4 separate regions of the Homo sapiens genome follow, and all the other regions are linked to region 1. Evidence: chromatin loops called from intact Hi-C (ENCODE). Cell type or tissue: IMR-90. All regions are shown on one strand. Each heading gives the region's core, and the rest is flanking DNA. Links, peaks and the distances in the headings are about the cores only.

Region 1 (5,180 bases), core at 844-4,843:
TTTTTACCTGAGGAAATACAGGATCAGTGAGACTAGGTAACCTGCCCACGGTTATACAGGTAATAAGCAACCAGACCACCAGACCATGGTGTTATCTTGTGTCTTGTTTCTATGCCCAGTGTTCTTTCACCTAAAACTGTGTTTCTAGATATAATTTGACTAGTTTTATGTCAACAAGCCCATCAGTTAAAATATTTTGTCTGTAAGTAATAGAAACCCTGACTCAAACTCATGTAGACAATAAAGAAATTTATTATCTCACATATTAGCAGCTCCAAGGTTAACCTCTTCAATGGCATGAGGATCTAAAGTTGCCCAATTTCTATTCTGCCTACGTCCTATACATTATTGCCACATAAGGTTTATTCTGTGATTGTAGGGTGATCTAGTTTTCAGAAATTCTGTCAACATAATCCTCTACATCGACAAGTCAGCTCTAGCCATTAGGTCTAGACAATGCAATATCTAGAGAAAGAAGAGACAACATTTTGTTCTGCGGCTCCTTCTTAGAAATAAGTAAAATAAATACCTAGAAATATTTACTTAGAAATAAGTAAAATTTCCCTAGAACTCCTAGAAGTCTCTATTTTACAGCTCTTTGGCTACTGTGTTAGCTTTCTACTGCTGTCATAACAAATTACCACACATTTTGTAGCACCAAACCACACTTATTTATTATCTCGCAGTTCTGTAGGTCAGAGTCCTGGGGGGCACAATTGGGTTCTCTATTTAGTGCCTTACAATGCCCAATCCAAAGTGGAGGATGGGCTGGGCTGGGAGGATTTGAGGAAGAATCTACTTCCAAGCTCACTAAGTTCATTGACAAAATCCTGTTCTCTGTGGTTGTAGGATTTTGTCCTTGTTTCCTCGTGGGCTATCAGTTGGGGATTCCTCTCAGCCCCTTGTGGCTCTCTGCATCCCTCATCAGGTGGTTCCCTTGAATCCTTCTCATGCTTCAACTCTCTCTGACTTTCCATTCTGCCATCAGCTGAAGAACCTCTCTGCTTTTAGTGCTTATGTAATTAGATGTGGCCCACCTGGATAATCTCCCTATTTTTAGGTAAGCTGTGCCTTATAACATAACTTAGTCATGAGAGTGCCATCTCATTATATCTGTAGTTTTTAGGAATTTGAATGGGAAATCTCTGGGGAGCCATTTTAGAGTGATGCCTACCACAGCCACAGTTGGGTCCTATGTCCTTTTCTGAACTAATCAATGACAAAGGGAATGAATTACCATAATTTGCTCACATAGTCTTCTGGGATGGAATGGAAATGTTGGGGAATAAACCGCAATGTCCATTATATAACCACATTATAATGCTTCTCTTAAAAGTGTTGAATGGGTTCATATATTCTCTATACCATATATTGATATTTTATTTTTACAAATACTATCATCTGGATAGTACTCTTTTCCTCATTATTTTTCATGATGTTTAATACATGGTGGTTAGAATACTGGTTAAAAATTATTTTAGGAGAGACAAAAAAGAGGCTGTGTAAGTACAGTTTTAGTATTCAAAAACAAAAAATTCTCTCCATCCTATCATGGTAAATTATCTTAAAAAGAGAGAGCTGGCCGTGCACGGTGGCTCATGCCTGTAATCTCAGCACTTTGGGAGGCCGAGGCAGGCGGATCATGAGGTCAGGAGATTGAGACCATCCTGGCTAAAACGATGAAACCCCGTACTAAAAATACAAAAAATTAGGCGGGCATGGTGGCGGGTGCCTGTAGTCCCAGTTACTCGGGAGGCTGAGGCAGGAGAATCGCTTGAACCAGGGAGGTGGAGGTTGCAGTGAGCAGAGGTCATGCCACTGCACTCCAGCCTGGGCGACAAAGCAAGACTCCGTCTCAAAAAAAAAAAAAAAAAAAAAAAAAGAGGGAGAGAGAGCTGATTAACTTGTTGAGCTTATAGATAACAGCAGCATTATGGCTATAATTTGGGTTTCTTACAAGTCTTTCTGTAAAACATTTAATAGGATTATGGCAGATATAGAGAGAATATTAGTCCAGCTGTTATAGATAAGCTGCCTTAGGTACCTGGGAACAACTTCCTGTAAGAAACCGCTGCCCACTTAGTATTACCATTGAGAAACCATTTACAGACACAACCTTCAACAGTCTCCGGTACTTCTTTAAGAGTTCCTCTGTAGGAATTGTAACTTCTTTTCATTCCCCCTCCCCTCCACATCCACCACCCTGCTCTGTCTAGTTTGTTGCAATGTAAAAGAAATCTAGCTGTATACCATGTCCCTCCATTAATATGTAGAATAACTTGCGACAGTGTATTTAGCAAGGTAGATGTCATTTTCTCTACTTCCTCTTTACATGTGAACTTCTAGAAGCTGTTACTTTTGCCCAAGATGATGACTTTCCTCCTAAGAGAAGAGTTTTTCATCAGGCAAGAATATCTAAGTAGGGGCATTTCTCTCTTAGAACCTCTTTCTACCGCTGTTGATTGCACCACCTAGCAGGAGTGTTTGCCATCTAATGGCAAGGTAGGACTACTCCAAGAGCCTAAGCCACAGTTGGAAGATGGTCCAAGTGCAGTGTACATTCTGTTTGTTTGGCTGATGTGCTGTGTCTTATATGTCAAAATGTAGCTTAAGGACTGATAAGTTTTCTGAACTATAAATAATCCCAGGGAATGAAGTGATAGTAAAAACACTGGACAGATCTGGGACTTTTGTGGTAAATATGGTACTTTAAAGGAATAAGAGGTCGACTGAATGCTAAATCAAGTAGACCTTAATCATTTCTGATTGTTTCTAGATCAACTTTTTCATTTTTAGGCTTGAGGAAACTAAGGTCTAAGGCAAGCAGTTAGTAAAAATAAATCAGACTTGTGAGCGTTTAGTCTTTCTAGTACCTTATTTTAAGCATTTGTAGTCAATGGAACCACCAGTTCACTTTATTGTTGGATAGAGTTTTATTATATTATCAGTAATACTATAAAATGTACATTTGATACAAATTAATGTTCAATATCTGTAAGTTTTTGCTGCATTTTATTATAGAGAGATACCTATTTACTTTGGGTAACAAATTATTCATGCAGGGTTGGGATTCTGGTTATTCTGTTAATGAATAAGGATATAAAATGTGGTATATTAGAAATATTATATTTTCAAGAACTTTTACCTTTGTTATATAGGTTTTCTGTCAAATTATTTAAGTGTAACTGTAAAGTTAAATTATTTTATATGTGAATAAAAGGATGAGTGATTTTATTAGCATAAATTGGTGGAATTGTGCCATCTAGTGCCCTTTACTAAAAATAAAAAAACCTTTTTTTTTTAAGATTTATTTTTCAGTTCTAGAATCTCAAAGTTTGAAAATTAAAATAAGTCTAGACATCTATTTGTCTATCCCCTAATATTACAGATAAGAAATATGATTACAAAAATAAAAACAAAATTAGGACACATGTTACTGGAAGAGTGTATTTCAGGCACAGGAAAATATTCTAGCTAATCCCTAGGAATTAGTGTGGTCATTCCAAGCATTTCCTAAGATTTGTTTGCTTCATCTAGTATAACATTCTCTGAGGAGTGTACTAGTGAGGAGGGGACTGAGAAGAGTTGTAAGGAGGCTGAAGACTACTAGATTATGAGATTCTTATTGGAAGGGAGGAAAGATCCACTGGAAGGGAGGAAGGATCCCTTGATGGCTGAAGCCTTTTCTTCCCTTCCTTGCCTTTCCCCTGTCTGCTGTATTGTTACCCCAGACCCTACTATGAGAACTGGGAGAATCAGGGTTGTGTGTGTGTTTTGATAAGAGCAGGAAAAGAGAAGTTAAAGGTTGCATTATGATAAATAGGGGGAATGTGAGAGAGAAGGTAGAGAAAAAACATTTTATTTTAGTATATTGGTAGCTGACACTAATTGGTAGAATGCTTTGCACTTACATATTCCAAGGTTTGTTTGCATGAATTTGAAATTACCTGATTACTTTTGAGACCTAACCTTTATATATTAAAAAAAAAAAGGTGGGGGTGGGAGCTAATAAGGGTAAATTTGAGTACCATATATAGAAGAGTTGTGCAGAAACCTAATGATGTGTAATGAATATCAATTCTTTTCTACTACAAATATGTTAGGAAACATTTCTGCAGCTACCTACCCATATATGTAGGACATATGCACATCACTTATATTAGTTATTACACCTGTTAAATTAGGCTAAAGATTTATCTAGTAACCTTCACTTAACTATTAATCATATACTGTGCTGTGACTTCTATTATGTTCTTGACAGTTTTTGTCTCTTGAATTGTCATTTAATTTATGTTTTTGGGACTTGTGCCAACAACTATATATACATATCTACATTTCTATAGAAATGTTATGCATAACTCTCAATGTCTTGTTCATAGTAGGCAATTAATAAATACTTGTTATTTACTGGGCTTCAATAGAATTTTCCATTACCCTGGAAAAAACATGTTGTCAACAAATCCTTTATATTACAACTGTGAAAATAAAGTATGCTTTATCAAACATCAGAGATTTTACAAGCACTCATGTAACTTAAGGTAATTTTTTTTATTTTTAATTGTGACAAAAAACATATAACATAAAATTTACCATTTTAAAATGTGCAGGTGTCTAAGGTTATGCACATTTACATTGTTGTGCAATGGATCTCCAGAATTTTTTCATCTCATAAAACTGAAACTCTATACTCCTCAAACAGCTCCTCATTTCCTCCCCCACACACCCTGTCCTCTGGCAACCACAATTCTACTTTATGTTTCTATGAACTTGACTACTTTAGATACTTCATATAAGTGGAATTACACAGTATTTGTCTTTTGGTGACTAGCTTATTTCACTTAGTGTAGTGTCCTCAAGGTTTATGCATGCTGTATCATGTGACAGGATTTCCTTCCTTTTTAAGGCTGAATATTATTCAAGGTAATTATTTTTAAAGTACTTAGCCTGAAGTCAGGCTATCCTTAGCCTCTAAATCAATGAGAACTACAAATCAATTTAATACGGTTTGTATATATAATAGAAAAATATAGCTACCTATATTTAGTGAAACACTGTACCATGCTGAGACAGAATCCCAACAATTGAGAATCTCCTAAAACTATAATAAACTCCTTTGGGACCATTATGCAAGACAGTAGCTTTTTACAAATGCCATGTAAATATATTCTTAAACTTTGTTG
Region 2 (5,180 bases), core at 753-4,752, 1.3 Mb before region 1:
TACATCCCATGTTCACAGATCAGCAGAATTAACATTGTTCAAATGACCATACTACTCAAAGCAATCTACAGATTCAATACGATTCCTACCAAAATACCAATGACATTCTTCACAGAAATAGAAAAAAATTATAAAATTTCTATAGAACTACAAAACCCTCAATAGCCAAAGCAATCCTGAGCAAAAGAAAGAAACCTGCAGGTATCACAAGATCTGACCTCAAAATATACTACAAAGCTATAGCAACCCAAATAGCATGATACAGGCATAAAAACAGACACATAGACCAATAGAACAGAACATAGAGCCCAGAAATAAATAAATCCAAATATGTATGGTCAATTAATTTTCAACAAGGGCACCAAGAAAACACAACGAGGAAGGGATAGTTTCTTCAACAAATGGTGCTGAGAAACTGGATTTAGTCCCAAAAATAAATAAATGGGACTATATCAAACTGAAAGGCTTCTGCACAGCAAAGGAAAGAACCAACAAAATGAAAATGCAATCTACAGATTGGGGAAAAAATACTTGTAAACCATATACCAGATAGGAGGTTAATATTCAAAGTTTATAAATAGCTCATACAAACATATATAACCCGGTTTTAAAATGGGCAAAGGACTTGATGTAGACATTTGTCAAAAAGCACATAAAAATAGCTAATGGATACATTAAAAGGTACTCAACATCCCTAATAATTAGAAAAAAAACAAATCAAGCCTGGGCGCAGTGGCTCACCCCTATAATCCTAGCACTCTGGGAGGCTGAGGCGGGCAGATCACTTGAGGTCAAGGGTTTGAGAGCAGCCTGGCCAACATGGCGAAACCCTGTCTCTACTAAAAATACAAAAAATTATTAGCTGGGCGTGGTGGCAAATGCCTGCAATCCCAGCTACCTGGGAGGTTGAGGCAGGAGAATCGCTTGAACCCAGGAGATGGAGGGTGCAGTGAGCCCTGATCGCGCCACTGCACTCCAGCCTGGGTGACAGAGTGAGACTCCGTCTCAAAAAAAAAAAACAAATCAAAATTACTGTGAAATACATCTTTACACATCTTAGGATAGCTATTATCAAAAAGAGAAGCAACAGAATGTGTGGGTGAGGGTGTGGAGAAAAGGGAACCCTTGTACACTGTTGATGGGAATGTAGATTGGTGCAGCCATTATGGACAACAATAAGGAAGTTCCTAAAGAAATTACAAATAAAGCTACCATATAACCCAGCCATCCCTCTTCTCTTGGCTTGCTGGCTTACTGTGTATTTCTCAACTCTGCCTCTATTTTCACATGGTCTTCTCCATCTCTCTGTGTTATCTCCTTTGTGTGTCCTAAAAGGATACAGGGTGTTGGATTTAGGGCTTACCAAGATAATATAGAATGATCAAGAGATCCTTAACCTAATTAACATCTGTAAAAATCATTTTCCCAAATAAAGTCACATTTATAGGTCCCAGAGAATTAGTATATGAACATTTTTTGGGTGTCCACCATTCAACCCAGTAGAAGGTGACTGTAGGATCATGGTTCTTTTAAACAAAGTAATGTGGCAGGGGAATTGAAACCCAAAAACACGTGAGCAAGTTCACCAGTGTCGCACAGAAGCCAGTGGCAGAACTGGTTCCATGTTTAGAAAAAATGGGAGAAGTGGTGCATCATCAGCCTGAGAATGTTGACAGATTCTCAAAATTCACACATATGAATGAGCTCTTTGTTTCTCATTTTTCTGCTCCCTCAGCTGAATAAAAAGGACAGACAGTGGAAATGTTTCCTGAGCTCCTTTAGGGAATCTTAGGATGAGTGACATTACTTTGGATTACCAAAGTAATGCAAAGTATTATGCATTTACTTTTTCCAGTCAGTGGGTCTAATTACTATCAGCTGTTATCAAGCAATATCTTAGGTTTATTTCTGTTAGAACTCAAAATGGAGCACTTCTGAATACATAGTTCTTCTGGCTCTGAGAAGAGATATTTCAATTCATTGAGAGAAGTGCTGTAATTTAAGTGTTGATAAAAGAAGTTTAAAGAGCATTCTCTGCCATTTGCATATCCATATTAGATATTTCACAGATACTGAATAGTTAAAATGATAGTTGGTTTATGATTTAAAAAAAGCTTTTAAGGAAAAATTACTGTAGGGTGTGACAAGAGAAAAGACAGCAAAAAGGCACTGGAATGCCTACTTTTAAAAATAGCTGATTATGTACTATCTAAACTTGTCAAAAGAATATATCTATATCAGGGTGGCTTTCTGGAGTGGGAAGAGAAATTCAAGATTCTTTTCAAACCGATGTTAATCTAAGTCTACCTATATATTCTCTTCTAACATCTTGTTTCCAGTCACAGGGTTTAAGTGCTATATTCACCACTAGGTGGTGGTAACACACCAGGCACAGACTTCACGGTGCCCAGTCAGCTAGGGAAGAGGTGGAACACAAGATTGGAGGCAAGAAAGGCTGTGGCCATTTACCTCCCTAAACTAAAAACCCTTAGAAGGTAAAAGTAAAGGCTACTATATAGCCCTTTCGATAAGACATTATTGATAAGTTGGAACATTCTGCAATACGTTACTTCCACTGACATAATTGACATTTTGCATCCTACCTCAATAATTGACATTCTGCAACCTACCTCAATAATTGACATTCTGCAACCTACCTCAATAGTCTTCCATTTTTTCTTCACTAAAGTTAAGCTATAAATACTTATAATAATACATCCCAAGATAAGCAGAATTAACAATTAAAATAATCCCTACAAAAATGCTTTACAAACTCACAAGTGCCAGAGAAATATGGAATATGCTTGGCCCTTAAATTTTTATTCAAGGATGAGAATATTTAGAAGAGTCCTTCTCGCTCTGGGAATACCAAAGGATCACTTGGGGACTTTTTGCAGCAGATTCTCCAGATATTTAGGTGGGATTTACCCTCTGTGATAGTTCAATAAATATTTACTGAGTGAATGAGTGACTTAATGAATGAATACATAAGACAAGTGTGGAGTTGGTGAAATGAAAGGCACTGACTTAGAGATAGACTCTTATGGCTGGACAGTAGGCTGTGGGAAAGGAGGGCAAGGGAAGAGGGGGAGACACAAAGAATCTCCAGTCAGTGACAGGCACTGTCCTTCCAGAAAAGTTGGAATTTGGGCAGTTGCAGTAACCCTGAAGCACCTGGATGTTAACAGACCATGTGCAGAAGTCAGCAGTTTGAGAGTTTCCCTCTGAGAATACTGAGTTTGTTAATATCTGGTACCAGGGCTTTATTCCAAGTTGAAGAGGCGTCTCCTACTTCTAATCTGTGGCTGGTAACCCTGCCTCAAGGATAAATATTATCCTCCTAACCCTAGGATTTTCTAAGTATTTGCTTTCTCTGAAGATATGTTGGTCCTCTCTGGCTATGGACTAGAGGAAACCTACAGGGCATAGCCCAGGACCACCTCTGTCCAGGACAGTACCAATGACCCTTGGAATAAAGAGTTTTGGCTCTTAACCCAAACATCAGAAGCACCTGAGGAGCTTTGCAAAATCGTGTAGGCTCTGAAGTCCAGCCAACAGTTTATGTTTGAAAAACCTTCCCTGGTGATTGATAAAGACCCAGGGTTGAGAAAAATAACTAGAACCAGGCCTCAAAGACTTGCTCTAGGGCCAGAGGGCACTGACCGCTCCACCAATGCCCTGTCACCCTGTTCCCTGTCATGTTGGGTTTATACAATACTGAGTTTTCAGTAGCTTGACCAGTACCAGAAATGTTACAGTATTAAAGGCAAATTTGACAGCCCAGCTGCTCATTTATGGTCGCCTGGGGGGACATCCTTTTCTTTTTCCTAGAATAATAATATTAATAGCTAATTGAATGATCACAATGTTCTACACTCCATTAAGCAATTTACATGCATTTATTCCATTTAACCCCCACAATCATCCTACGAGGCAGGAACTTTTATTACCCATATTTTACAGGTGAGAAAATTGAGGCTTATAAAGAAGTTGTGGATGGACCACTTAGTTTGGAAGGTGGCAGAGTCATGACCAGAACCAACTTGCGTTTGAAACCAAAGCTTCTGTTCCTCCAGAGCACATATTTCTGTTATCTATGGAGGCAAGCTTCATGAAATAATCTGACTGATAATATCTATAGGTTATTGAAACAAAATCCAATGCAGTCTGGAAGGAATAATAGTAGAAAATGTAACAATCATTGTGTCATTTCTGGCTTTAGTAGGAAATAAATAGGTGGTGTCATCAAGGTGAGTTATTGCAAAGAGTTTAAGAGATTATTTATAAACCTATGGATAGCATTTTGTAAAAGCAACCAGAAAGGGTCTAGGACCCTGGAGCTGGTATGTGTGGGAGCAGGAGAGGAAGCACTTGCTGGAAGCTGGAGAGAGGCAGGGCTGTATGAAGAGGGCCTCAGGACAGAGATTCATTGGATAGAGGGAGCCAGCCAAGAGGTGTCTGGGGAATAAATACCCCAACCTGATTCTGCCTCATTCTGTCCCTGCACTCTGTTTCCCAACCTCCAACTGACACCTCCCTTGGCCAAAATGCAGCCAAGGGGCAAGAAAGCCCTGGACTAGTCCACCTGAGTCAGTTAGCCCACCCAGTTACAGAGCAGGATGGATGGGGGACCAGGGAAAGGAAGTTGGTGCTGTCCAGAAGACTTACATTGACTTAAAATATATCTTTAGGGCCGGGCACGGTGGCTCATACCTGTAATCCCAGCACTTTGGGAGGCCGAGGGAGGTGAATCACTTGAGGTCAGGTGTTCAAGACTAGCCTGGCCAACATAGTGAAACCCCGTCTTTACTAAAAATACAAAAATTACCCAGGCATGGTGGCATGCACCTGTAATCCCAACTACTTGGGAGGCTGAGGCAGAAGAATCACTTGAACCCAGGAGATAAAGGTTGCAGTGAGCTGAGATCGAGCCACTGCACTCCAGCCTGGGTGAAAGAGTGCAACCCTGTCTCAAAAAAAGTGCATATATATATATATTATATATCATATATATACAGATATATATCAGAATATATATATCTATATATCAGAATATATATTCTATATATAATCTTTAGGTACTTTGGTTGAAAAATGAAAGGTATTACCCTCCAAAATAATGATTAGCAATCACAAATAAAACTGTCCTAGTAAGTACCTATTACAGTGTGCACTTTAAC
Region 3 (5,180 bases), core at 526-4,525, 320 kb before region 1:
AGGCCAAACAGCAAGTCCGAGTGAGTTTTAAATATTAATTAATCACCCTTTATTTTTTACACTTGAGAGTGATTGTAATAAAGGCTGTCATTAATAAACTTGGTTCTACCTTACATGGTGTGTCTTTCTTCATTACTTCTTTCTTGAAATTGTGAAATTTTCGAATCCAGTGGTTCTCAAACTTTAGCAGGTGTCAGAATCACTGGGAGGACTTGTTAAAACACATGAATGCATTTGCTCCGTGCCCATAATTTCTAACTTAGTAGGTCTGGGGTGGGGCTGGAGAATTTGTATTCTGATAAGATCGTAGGTGATGCTGTTTGCGGCTTGTTTGGGGACTACACTTTGAGAAGCATTGTTCTGATCCAGTTTTCTAGGAGGGGAAACAGAAAGGTAAGATTTTGTAGTTGGGAAGGGAAAGGTTCCTTTGTACTTAAAAATGCTGACTGACAAGACACAGAGGCCAGAGCCTCGTATGTAGGAAATCCCTGCCCATGAGGTCATCTGCTGGTTACAATCACTTGGGGACCATGTGAAATACAGATTCCCCAGACCTTACCCCTAGCAGTTCTGGAGTGGGAGACAGGGTAATCTATGTTTTAAAAGCTCCCTTGAAAATTTAATGCCTGGTGGGATTTATGACTTATGGGCTTAGATAAATGTTGATAATATTCACAACCTTTTATATAAGAAAATAATTTCTCACAGTCCCTTGGAGCTGGAATCTTAAAAACCCATTAGAGAAACGTCAGCTTAAATGTCTTTCATTGTGAATTATCACTGCAGAAGAAGACTTCCGTCGTTAGAACTGATTAAATACTTTTTTCAAAGATCAAATGAAAACAAATTTTAAGGTTCATATAGCACACTTAGATCCTGACAACATAGTGTCAGACTTGTTCAAGAAACGTTTTGCCTCATATCTCAGATATTTGAAACAACGTTATTTTGATTTTAAGGAAATTTATCAGTGATGATTGGAGATGGCCAATCCCTGCTTCTTGAGTTTTCTTATTGTCTACATTGGCCCTCTTTGCTTGTTGCAAACTATAAGCCAACAAAGGAAAAAAAAATGACAGCTCAGAAGTAAAAGGATGCTTTGTCTATAAAACTCAAAAACTTGGAGGAAGTTTCTTCAATGTGTAGAAGGTAGACTTTAGGGGAAGCTTATTAAATTTCTCTTTATTTCTGTTGTTGGGCTGGTTACCACTAACATCATTGCTCCTATAATTTAAAAATATACAGTTTTTAAATGTGAACTCAGGAATTTAAAAATATTTTGCATCATGAAGTACTTAAAGAAGTGCATTTCCTTTGTTCTTCCTCTTCCTTCTCCCAGGGAGTAATAAACCTGGACTTTTCTTTCAGCCTTCTTCCTGCCACAGGTCCCAGTTGTCCTTTCCTCAAGGGGATCCTCAAAGTGTCTCTTGGAGGTTTCTTGTGCAAAGTGATCATTCATTTCCCCGTGTTTGTGTGGGCAGGAATGGAGTGATTTTGCAGTTTCGTCTGTTTCCGGCTGGCTTGGACAGGCGCCCTGGGAAGCCTGTGGGCTGAACAATGAGGAGCTGGAGCCCAGTGACCTGGCAGGCCACCCCAACTCCCTTTGTCATTTATTCCACGAAGCCCTCCTTCTCTAGGGAAATCCTGTTTAGACCTCCAATGAAGAACTGGGAAGCCCTCTATAAACGCTGGCCAGCAGGGTTTCATGGCCAGAGCTCTCTCCAGTGAGGCCATGGGGCTGCTTCTAGGTGCTGCCCAATTCCAGAGTGAGAAGCCTAGTCTTTGAGGAGGAAAATGCAGCATTTGCCTGAAAAATACATTAACATTGGCTTTATCATGATGACACAATAAAATCCATAGAAAATCTACACATGATAACAGACAAGGCAGTCAGATGGGGGTGGGGGGGTGGGTGGGGGCAGGGAGCACGGCGGAGAAGCCAAACTCTGAACTTGGAGCAAAGCCATCCTTACACTCACCCGAGCCTTTTTGTTTGGAGGGGTTTGCCACAAAGAGTTTATAAAATTACAGTTTTAGGCCAGACAAGGTGGCTGGCTCACACCTGTAATCCCAGCACTTTGGGAGGCCAAAACAGGATGATTGCTTGAGGACAGGAATTCAAGATTAGCCTGGGCAACATAGCAAGACCCCGTGTCTTAAAAAAATGAAAAAAAAAATTTTTTTTAATTAGCTGGACCTGGCGTCATGCACCTGTACTCCCAGCGACTCTGGAGGCTGGGGCAGGAGGACAGCTTGAGCCCAGGAGTGAAGTATGATCGCACCACTGCACTCCATCCTGGTTGGCAGAGGAAGACCCTGTCTCTAACTTAATAAAATTACAGTTTTTAGGACTTCTTGAGGGATTAAGTACAGCTTGCTTTGGCGTTTTCATGCTGAGTGGTTCTCTTGTAAACTTGCCGCTGGTGAGAGGAGGCTGATTTAGTCCCTTCCTGTTATCCATTAGCCGGGGCTAAACCTCTGGGGACCCGCACTGGCCATTGTGATTTATTTTTCCACTTCTAGGAATTCCCAAGTAAAGTAAATCTAAGGGAAGAGCAGGCGAGTTCACGGGCTTTCACTGTAAATATGCCCCGAAAGGAAAGCAGTAGCAGGCTTCCCACGCTCTTGCCCCATACCGAACGCACGCTTGCATTCTCCGTGGGGGAAAGCTACTTTTCAGATACGGAGCGGACCTTCAGGTGCTGTGTCAGCTCTTGCATTTGCAGAGCAACTCGTTTGAACGGGAACGTTTTAATGGCCTGCCCTCTAGTGTCGACTGCGTAAAACCACTCCGGACTGGAGTTGGAATAGTTCAGGGATAAAAACACTGTATGTTCAGAGGCGCTTGTGCTTTGGAGAAACTTGAAGGTACACAGCTTATGTTGCCTGCTTAGGGCGGGTAGGTGTTTTATTTCCTTTACACGCTCCTGAAAATGGCAAGGCTTGTTTTGGAAAGATGAGAGAACAGGACGTTTTGCTCCCATCACCATCTATCCTGCTTGGGATCTTGCTGCTGGGAGTTTATCGCGGCAGGATGGAGCTGGGCCTTGTCCTCCCACCAGTTTTCAAATGTGGTTTCTAGACGACGATGGTGACTGCCTAAAGCTGCTCATCTTCCAGGCAGAGGCACTGTCCTAAAGGTGTCCTCAATGGGGCTGGGAGGACAATGCTCTGCACCCTCCCTCCCAGGGAACACCACCCTCCATTGGAACTTCAGAGGTTTTTGTGACAAAAGGCCCCAGGACCCTGGTTTGCACTTCAATTCCTCTTCAAAATGAGCAACTCTCCAGAAACAAGGAATAGAACATCTTTATATTTCTTCTAAAACCACCAGTGTGTTACTTCTACACACTGTACTTAGAAATACACACATATATGCATACATACCACCAGTGTGAATCACCTGGATTTTGCTTTGGTCTTGTCAGAAGCGTTTGAACCAGAACAACTCCATTGTGAATAGGACCTGGGTAAAATGAGGCTGAAACCTACTGGGCTATGTTCCCAGATGGCTAGGCATTCTAAGTCACAGGATAAGATAGAAGGTTGGCACAAGACACAGGTCATAGACACCTTGCTGATAAAACAGGTTGCAGTAAAGAAGCCCACAAAAACCAAGATGGCGATGAGAGTGACCTCTGGTCGTCCTCACTGTTACACTCCCACCAACGCCATGACAGTTTACAAATGCCATGGCAATGTCAGGAAGTTACCCTACATGGTCTAGAAAGGCGAGACATGACTAATCCACCCCTCGTTTAGCACATCATCAAAAAATGACCATAAAAATGGGCAATTGGCAACCCTGAGAACTCCTCTGTCTATGGAGTAGCCATTCTTTTATTCCTTTTTTTTGTTAATAAATTTGCTTTCACTTTATAGACTCACCCTGAGGATGGCTTGAGCCCAGGAGTTTGAGACCAGCCTGGGCAACATAGTGAGACCGTCTCCCTACAAAAAATTTTTCTAATTGGTGGACATGGTGACACAAGCCTATAATTCCAGCTATGTTGGAGGCTGAGGTGGGAGGATTGCTTGAGCCTAGGAGATGGAGGCTGCAGTGAGCCATGATTGCACTGCTGCATTCCAGCCTGAGCAACAGAGCAAGATCCTGACTCAAACAAAAAAAATACGTAAAAAAGAAAACAATCAGCTGGGTGTGGTGGCTCACACCTGTAATCCCAGCACTTTGGGAGGCCTAGGCAGGCAGATCATGAGGTCAGGAGATCAAGACCATCCTGGTAACACAGTGAAACCCCGTCTCTACTAAAAATACAAAAAATTAGCCGGGTGTGGTGGCGGGCACCTGTAGTCCCAGCTACTCTGGAGGCTGAGGCAGGAGAATGGTGTGAACCCAGGAGGGAGAGCTTGCAGTGAGCCAAGATCACGCCACTGCACTCTAGCCTGGGAGACAGACTGAGACTCCAACTCAAAAAAACAAAAAAAGAAAACAATCAACATTTTGTGGGACATTTTAAACATAGAGAATGATTTATTATGATTAAGTCATAGTCTGCATTCTGTATTTATTTGAAGTAAATTATCTTAAATTCAAGTTGTTAGAGTGACTCAAGTTTTATAAAGAAAATAGCCATATTTCCACACTTGTGCTGTCTTTAGTCTTGTTACTTTGCAACTGAATCAGGCCCACTAGTTCTCTGGCTACCTGTTGCAGGCTGGGTACTAGGGGTGAATATATCATCTATCCCTTGAAATAACAGGTCACATTTATTGACTAGAAGTTTACTGTGTTCCAGGCAGGTGTTATAAGCACGCTGCATAAGTTCCTGAGGAAATGTAAACTGATGGAGGGGAAAACCCCACATGTGGAAAATTTCCAATTCATCAAGAGCTAAACTGACATCTCTCAAAATGGTGCCTGGTTGAGATACAGGAAGAACACAGGGGTTAATGGAAGATGGTCTCAAGAAGGAAGAGAGGTTTGGTCTGGGCCCCTGGGGAATGTGGAAGGGGCCATAATAAAGCCTATGCTGCTGGGGAGGTTGGGAAGGGCCCAGAACCTCCAGACGAAAGAGTGGGGAAAAGCTCAGATAAGCAGCAAGGTCCAGTATAGAGAGTCTTGGAATTGTGGCCCAGTACTTGGCATATACCAGGCACTTGAAAGTTTGCTGAATGACAGCAGTGGTAATTGAGGTGATCAGTAACTACCTCATCCACAA
Region 4 (5,180 bases), core at 777-4,776, 700 kb before region 1:
CAAGTTTCATTTTGTCCTATAAATTCAATTGTTCCAATACCAATTATTAAAAAGCTATTCATTCCCTTACAGAGTTGCACTGATATCTGTCACAAATCAGGTCTTTTTCTGACTATTCTCTTCCACTGGTCTATTTGTATATTCTTGTGGCAATCCCACACTATCTTAACTACTGCAACTCTGCACTAAGTCTTGAATTCTGGTAGCATAAATTCTTCAAATTTATCTTTTTTCAATCTTGATTGAGCTTTTCTGATGCTGTGTGGTTTTTTTTGATACCTCACGAAGTAATACATGTTAATGGGTCCAATGCAGATAACATCAATTTTAGGTTATCAGCAATTAGTTGATAGAAAAAAAAGTCTCTTCCATGATGCTTGAGGCAAATATTTTGAAGAGCCTCTGATGGTAAAATCTCACCAATGATGTTTTAAATTTCCATAGTCCGACTTTACTCATTCCTTTATTCTCCCAGGCCAATCATGTGCAGAAAGGTACCAGTTGCTAAAATGAGGGTCCATAATATTCATTTTGGAATGGTGGTAAGAAGTGGAAGGTTAACACTGATATCCTTGACATAAATAAATCAGAGAATAAAGATATAGTTAATAAATCCTCAGCTTCTTTCCGTATATTATTGACACCACCAGGATCTGTTGATAATGAATTGAGAAATTTTATTTATTTACTTATTGAGATGAGTCTCACTCTGTTGCCCAGGCTGGAGTGCAGTGGCGTAATCTTGGCTCACTGCAACCTCCACCTCCTTCAAGTGATCCTCCTGCCTCAGACGCCCGAGTAGCTGGGACTACAGGCGCCCGTTACCATGCCCAGCTAATTTTTGTGTTTTTAGTAGAGGTGGGGTTTCACCACGTTGGCCAGGCTGGTCTCAAACTCCTGACCTCAGGTGATCCACCTGCCTCAGCCTCCCAAAGTGTTGGGATTACAGGCATGAGCCACTGCTCCTGGCTAATGAATTGAGAAAATTTACATCTAAATCAGTGGTTCTCAACTGGGAGCAATTTTTGAACCCTAGGGGACATTTGGCAATGTCTGGAGTACTTCTGTTTTTTTGTTGTTATTGTTGTTGTTTGTTTTGTTTTTTTGGTCACAATTGGGATGAGGGGAAAGTGGGGAGGAAGGTGTGACTAGCATCTTGTAGGGAGAGGCCAAGAATGCTGCTAACCATCCCACAATGCACCAAACAGCACCCCTCACCACCAAGAATTATCCAGCCTCAAATGTCATAGTGCTGAAGTCAAGAAACCCCGATCTAGATGATTACATCTTTCTCTAAATGATCTGCTGGCAAATAACCCACCCACTTAATTCTGCTATGGGATTTGCAAAATAAAGAGAACAGACAGCACGTGTCTTGATGAGGGAATATGGTGCAGGAGTGGGGAGGTAGGATTTAAATATTAAGATAAACCACATGCAGTTTACCAGAAAATAAAATCAAGAATGCAAGGAAGAAATGGTGGTAATGTGAACTCTGGGGTCCACAGCAGCTCTCCCATGGAGGTTGGAGAAAAGGCTGACAAACCCACTCTCACTTCTATGTGAAACCATTCTTTCCTGATTTGCAATTGTAGCATTGGTTATGTGGAAGGGGAGGAGATATGCCACCCTACTCTGAAACTTTCCAGGGGGAATGGTATTTCCGGTAGCTGTAATTTGAAGCTAGTGTTTACATAAAAGTCTCAGTGACCACTCTCCATCAGGCCCTAGTATCTTTCTTGCTCTTCTCCCTTCACCCTCTTGTACTGATTCTTTTCCTCTCCCAGAGTTTAGAATCCTGGGTTTTGGGAACCACTCATGCTTTGCTCTCTATTGGGTCATTTCTATTAGTATACAAATATTTGTTTATCGCTACCGTCTTAAAAAATAAAACCTTTCCTTAAATCATTTCTGTTTTTTTTTTCTGCAAAACTTAAAAAGGTTGTGTTTCCTTGTTGTATCCAATTTAATTCTTCCAATTTTTGCCTGAAGTCACTTCAATAAGTCTTAGCTTACCTTCTAACTAGTCTTCCTACTTCTATCCTTCCTTCTCTGTTATATTCTCAGCACAGCCAGAATGATCCTTTAAAATGATCCTTTAAAAACGCAATATGCATGCTCAAAACGCTGTAATAGCTCCTCATTTCGCATAATAAAAGCCAAAGTTTTTCATATCCCAAAGACTCTATGTGCTCTGACACTCTTTACCTCTTTTTTTCCCTATCACCTAGTAATCTCCTCCTTGGTCATTCCACACCAGCCATTCTGTTCTCCTTGACGTTTCTAGAGTATTCCAGTCTCAAGGCTTTTCCATTTTTTCCTCTGCTTAGAGCCTCTTTCCTCCAGATATCCATATGGCATATTCCCACTCCTCCTCAAGTCATTGCTCATCAAGCTCTACCTTGACTCTAACTCCTCAAATTGTAAAAACTCCATGTTGTTTCCCAGTCTTCCTCACCCAGTTCTGTTTTCTTCACAACAATCATCCACTTCTTTTCTTTTCTTTTCTTCTTTCTTTCTTTCTTTTCTTTCTTTCTTTCTTTCTTTTTCTTGTTCTTTCTTTCTCTTTCTTTCTTTTTCTTGTTCTTCTTTCTCTTTCTCTCTTTCTCTTTCTTTCTCTTTCTTTCTTTATCCTTCCTCCCTCCCCTCCTTCCTTCCTTCCTCCCTCCCCTCCTCTCCCTTCCCTCCCTTCCTTCCTTTCTTCTTTCCTTCCTTCCTTCCTCCCTTCTTTCCTTCCTCCCTTCTTTCCTTCCTTCCTTCCTTCCTTCCTTCCTTCCTTCCTTCCTTCCTTCCTTCCTTCCTTCCTGCCTTCCTCCCTCCGTCCCTCCCTCCTTCCCTCCTTCTTTCTTTTTTGAGAAGGGTCCCACTCTGTCACCCAGGCTGGAGTGCAATAGCACAATCATGGCTCACTGCAGTCTGGAACTCCTGGGCTCAAGTGATCCTCTGACCTCAGCCTCCCAGGTAGCTAGAACTACAGGTGCCCTCAACTTCTAAGTTGTTCATTCCTTCAATATTTTTTGATTACCTACTGTGTGCCAGGCATAGTACTAGTTTCTGGGGATAAATCAGTGAACAAAATAGACAAAAATATCTGCCTTCACTGAGTTTATATTCCAGAGGAGGGAGACAAATCAACATAATAAGGAAATCATATTTTTTTTTTAAGTAGAAGAATAAATTGTCAGTGGCTCCTCAACTTGTGAGATGCAATTAAAACACTATTTAGAGGAAACTTTACATTAGAAAATAAAAAGGCTGAAAGCTAATAAGCTAAGCATTCATTTTAATGCTTAAAGTTAGAAAAGAAGTAAAAAGAAAGGAGTGTTAAAGATAAGAGAATTAAAACAAATTTACAGCTCAGGAAAAGCATGGTAAAAAGATAGGAGAATGAATGAAACAGAAAACAAATCTACAAAAGCAAGGACCAACCAAACTAAAAGTGGGTTCCTTGTAAACATTAATACATTTGATTAAGTTGTTCAGTCTGATCAAGAAAGAAAGCAAAACGAAATACCCAAGATCAGGAATTTAAAGAAAAATGTCACTTCAGATTCTACAAACACTCAAAAGATAACAAACTTTTTTTTTTATAACTTTATGCCAATACATTTGAAAGTTTGATTTAAAGGGACAAATTTCAACAAAAATGCAACTCACTAAACCTATGAAAGAAAGAGGAATAAAATCATATTACTATTAAAGCAACTGAATTAATAATTAAAAACCTATCACACACATACAAAAGTATCCAGGCCCAGATGGCATCAACTACAAGTTCTGCCAAACATTTAGGCAGAAATTATCTCAATCTTGTAAACTCTTCCAGAGAATAGATAAGAGGAAAACTTCCCACATCATTTTATAAGTCTAGCAAAATCCTGATACAAAAATCCAACAAGGACAAAATGAGAAAAGAAAAATAAAGGCCGATTTTATTTGTGAACATGGATGCAAACATGCTAAATAAAATCATTTCTTTTTTTTTTTTTTGAGATGGAGTTTTCGCTCTTGTCGCCCAGGCTGGAGTGCAATGGTGCGATTTCGGCTCACCGCAACTTCTGCCTCCTGGGTTCAAGCGATTCTCCTGCCTCAGCCTCCCGAGTAACTGGGATTACAGGCATGCGCCTCCACACCCGGCTAATTTTGTATTTTTAGTAGAGACGGGGTTTCTCCATGTTGGTCGGGCTGGTCTCGAACTCCTGACCTCAGGTGATCCACCCGCCTCGGCCTCCCAAAGTGCTAGGATTACAGGTGTGAGCCACCGCGCCTGGCCAAATAAAATAATTTCAAAACAAATTCAGCAATACATTAAAAAATAATGTATCATGACTGGCTGCTCTGCCTGTGGAGTAGCCATTCTTTAATTTACTTTCTTAATAAACTTGCTTTCAATTTACTCTACTGATTTGCCTCAAATTCTTTCTTACATGAGATCCAAGAACCCTCTCTTTGGGGTCTGGATTGGGACCCCTTTCCAATAACATTTTCCTTGCAAACCCCAAAGGGACTATACTGAGGAGACCCCCAACCCAAAGGAAATAGACTACAACACTGATTGGCTGACTTTGGGTAAGTGGTAGGGTATCCCGGTAAAGGATGGGATTGGGTTAGAGGCCCAACTTAGGAGAGTTAAAGTCTCTCCTAAGACAGAGTAGGTTAAAGGTGCCTCTTAAAAGGCAGGACACTTGACTGCACTTGCCTTCAAGGCCTGACTTAGGAAGGTTAGAGTCCTTCCTAAGATTTAGAGGGTTAGAGATCCCTCTCAGTAAAGTACCTCAGCTAAGAACGGATTTGGCACTACAGGATGTTAATTGCTATTCTTTTTGGATTAATCTGCCTTGCACTCTTTGCTGATGGCTGTGGGTGACAGGATTAGGCATGTACAGGATCATGGGACATGGGGAACTTTTTTTCTCCCCAAAGAGGGAATCTCAAGAGCTGATGGGACTGCTGGAAAAGATTCCTTCACTACCAACAAGCAGCTGCCTGAACTTTTGATTCAGTGTCACTGTAATGGGTGTGTCTTTCTCTGGCTTCCCTGAACTCCTTGCCTTCCCCACTCTGCTGCAGGCAATGCTTTTCTCCCTTCCTTTCCTTTCTCTTTTCTATCTTTTCTGTTATTCAGGGCAATTGTCCACTGTTTCATCCTGCCCAGAGACCACATGTTGAAAAGTGTTCTT

The links. Hi-C counts contacts between places; a loop is a spot of excess contacts. Peaks named below come from ENCODE experiments on the same cell type or tissue, not always from the same donor. Only the 100,000 strongest peaks of a DNase experiment are listed, where the experiment ranks them.
Region 2: a loop joins it to region 1, with 5 times the contacts of the local background. A loop is called at or near these places in 12 of 110 quality-filtered maps.
Region 3: a loop joins it to region 1, with 5 times the contacts of the local background. A loop is called at or near these places in 19 of 110 quality-filtered maps.
Region 4: a loop joins it to region 1, with 8 times the contacts of the local background. A loop is called at or near these places in 6 of 110 quality-filtered maps.

The regions. Positions count from the first base shown.
Region 1 is chr4:98,148,636-98,153,815 of GRCh38, reverse strand. No RefSeq gene overlaps it. Among named protein-coding and RNA genes, the nearest start is that of STPG2, 7.8 kb to the right of the region's middle. In IMR-90, for the core only: a CTCF peak has its summit at 3,250 (motif pointing left); no DNase peak of the experiment used is centred there; H3K27ac peaks cover 186 bases.
Region 2 is chr4:99,460,261-99,465,440 of GRCh38, reverse strand. No RefSeq gene overlaps it. Among named protein-coding and RNA genes, the nearest start is that of ADH7, 28 kb to the right of the region's middle. In IMR-90, for the core only: a CTCF peak has its summit at 2,371 (motif pointing right); a DNase peak (open chromatin) is centred at 2,390; H3K27me3 peaks cover 143 bases.
Region 3 is chr4:98,465,300-98,470,479 of GRCh38, reverse strand. It overlaps TSPAN5 (tetraspanin 5), which reads left to right. Exons shown (of 8, transcript NM_005723.4): 8 at 1-113. Among named protein-coding and RNA genes, the nearest start is that of TSPAN5, 190 kb to the left of the region's middle. In IMR-90, for the core only: a CTCF peak has its summit at 2,766 (motif pointing left); a DNase peak (open chromatin) is centred at 2,729; H3K4me3 peaks cover 307 bases; H3K27ac peaks cover 802 bases.
Region 4 is chr4:98,848,508-98,853,687 of GRCh38, reverse strand. The region is part of intron 1 of LOC105377343 (a long non-coding RNA gene); the gene reads left to right. Among named protein-coding and RNA genes, the nearest start is that of EIF4E, 78 kb to the left of the region's middle. In IMR-90, for the core only: a CTCF peak has its summit at 3,116; a DNase peak (open chromatin) is centred at 1,647.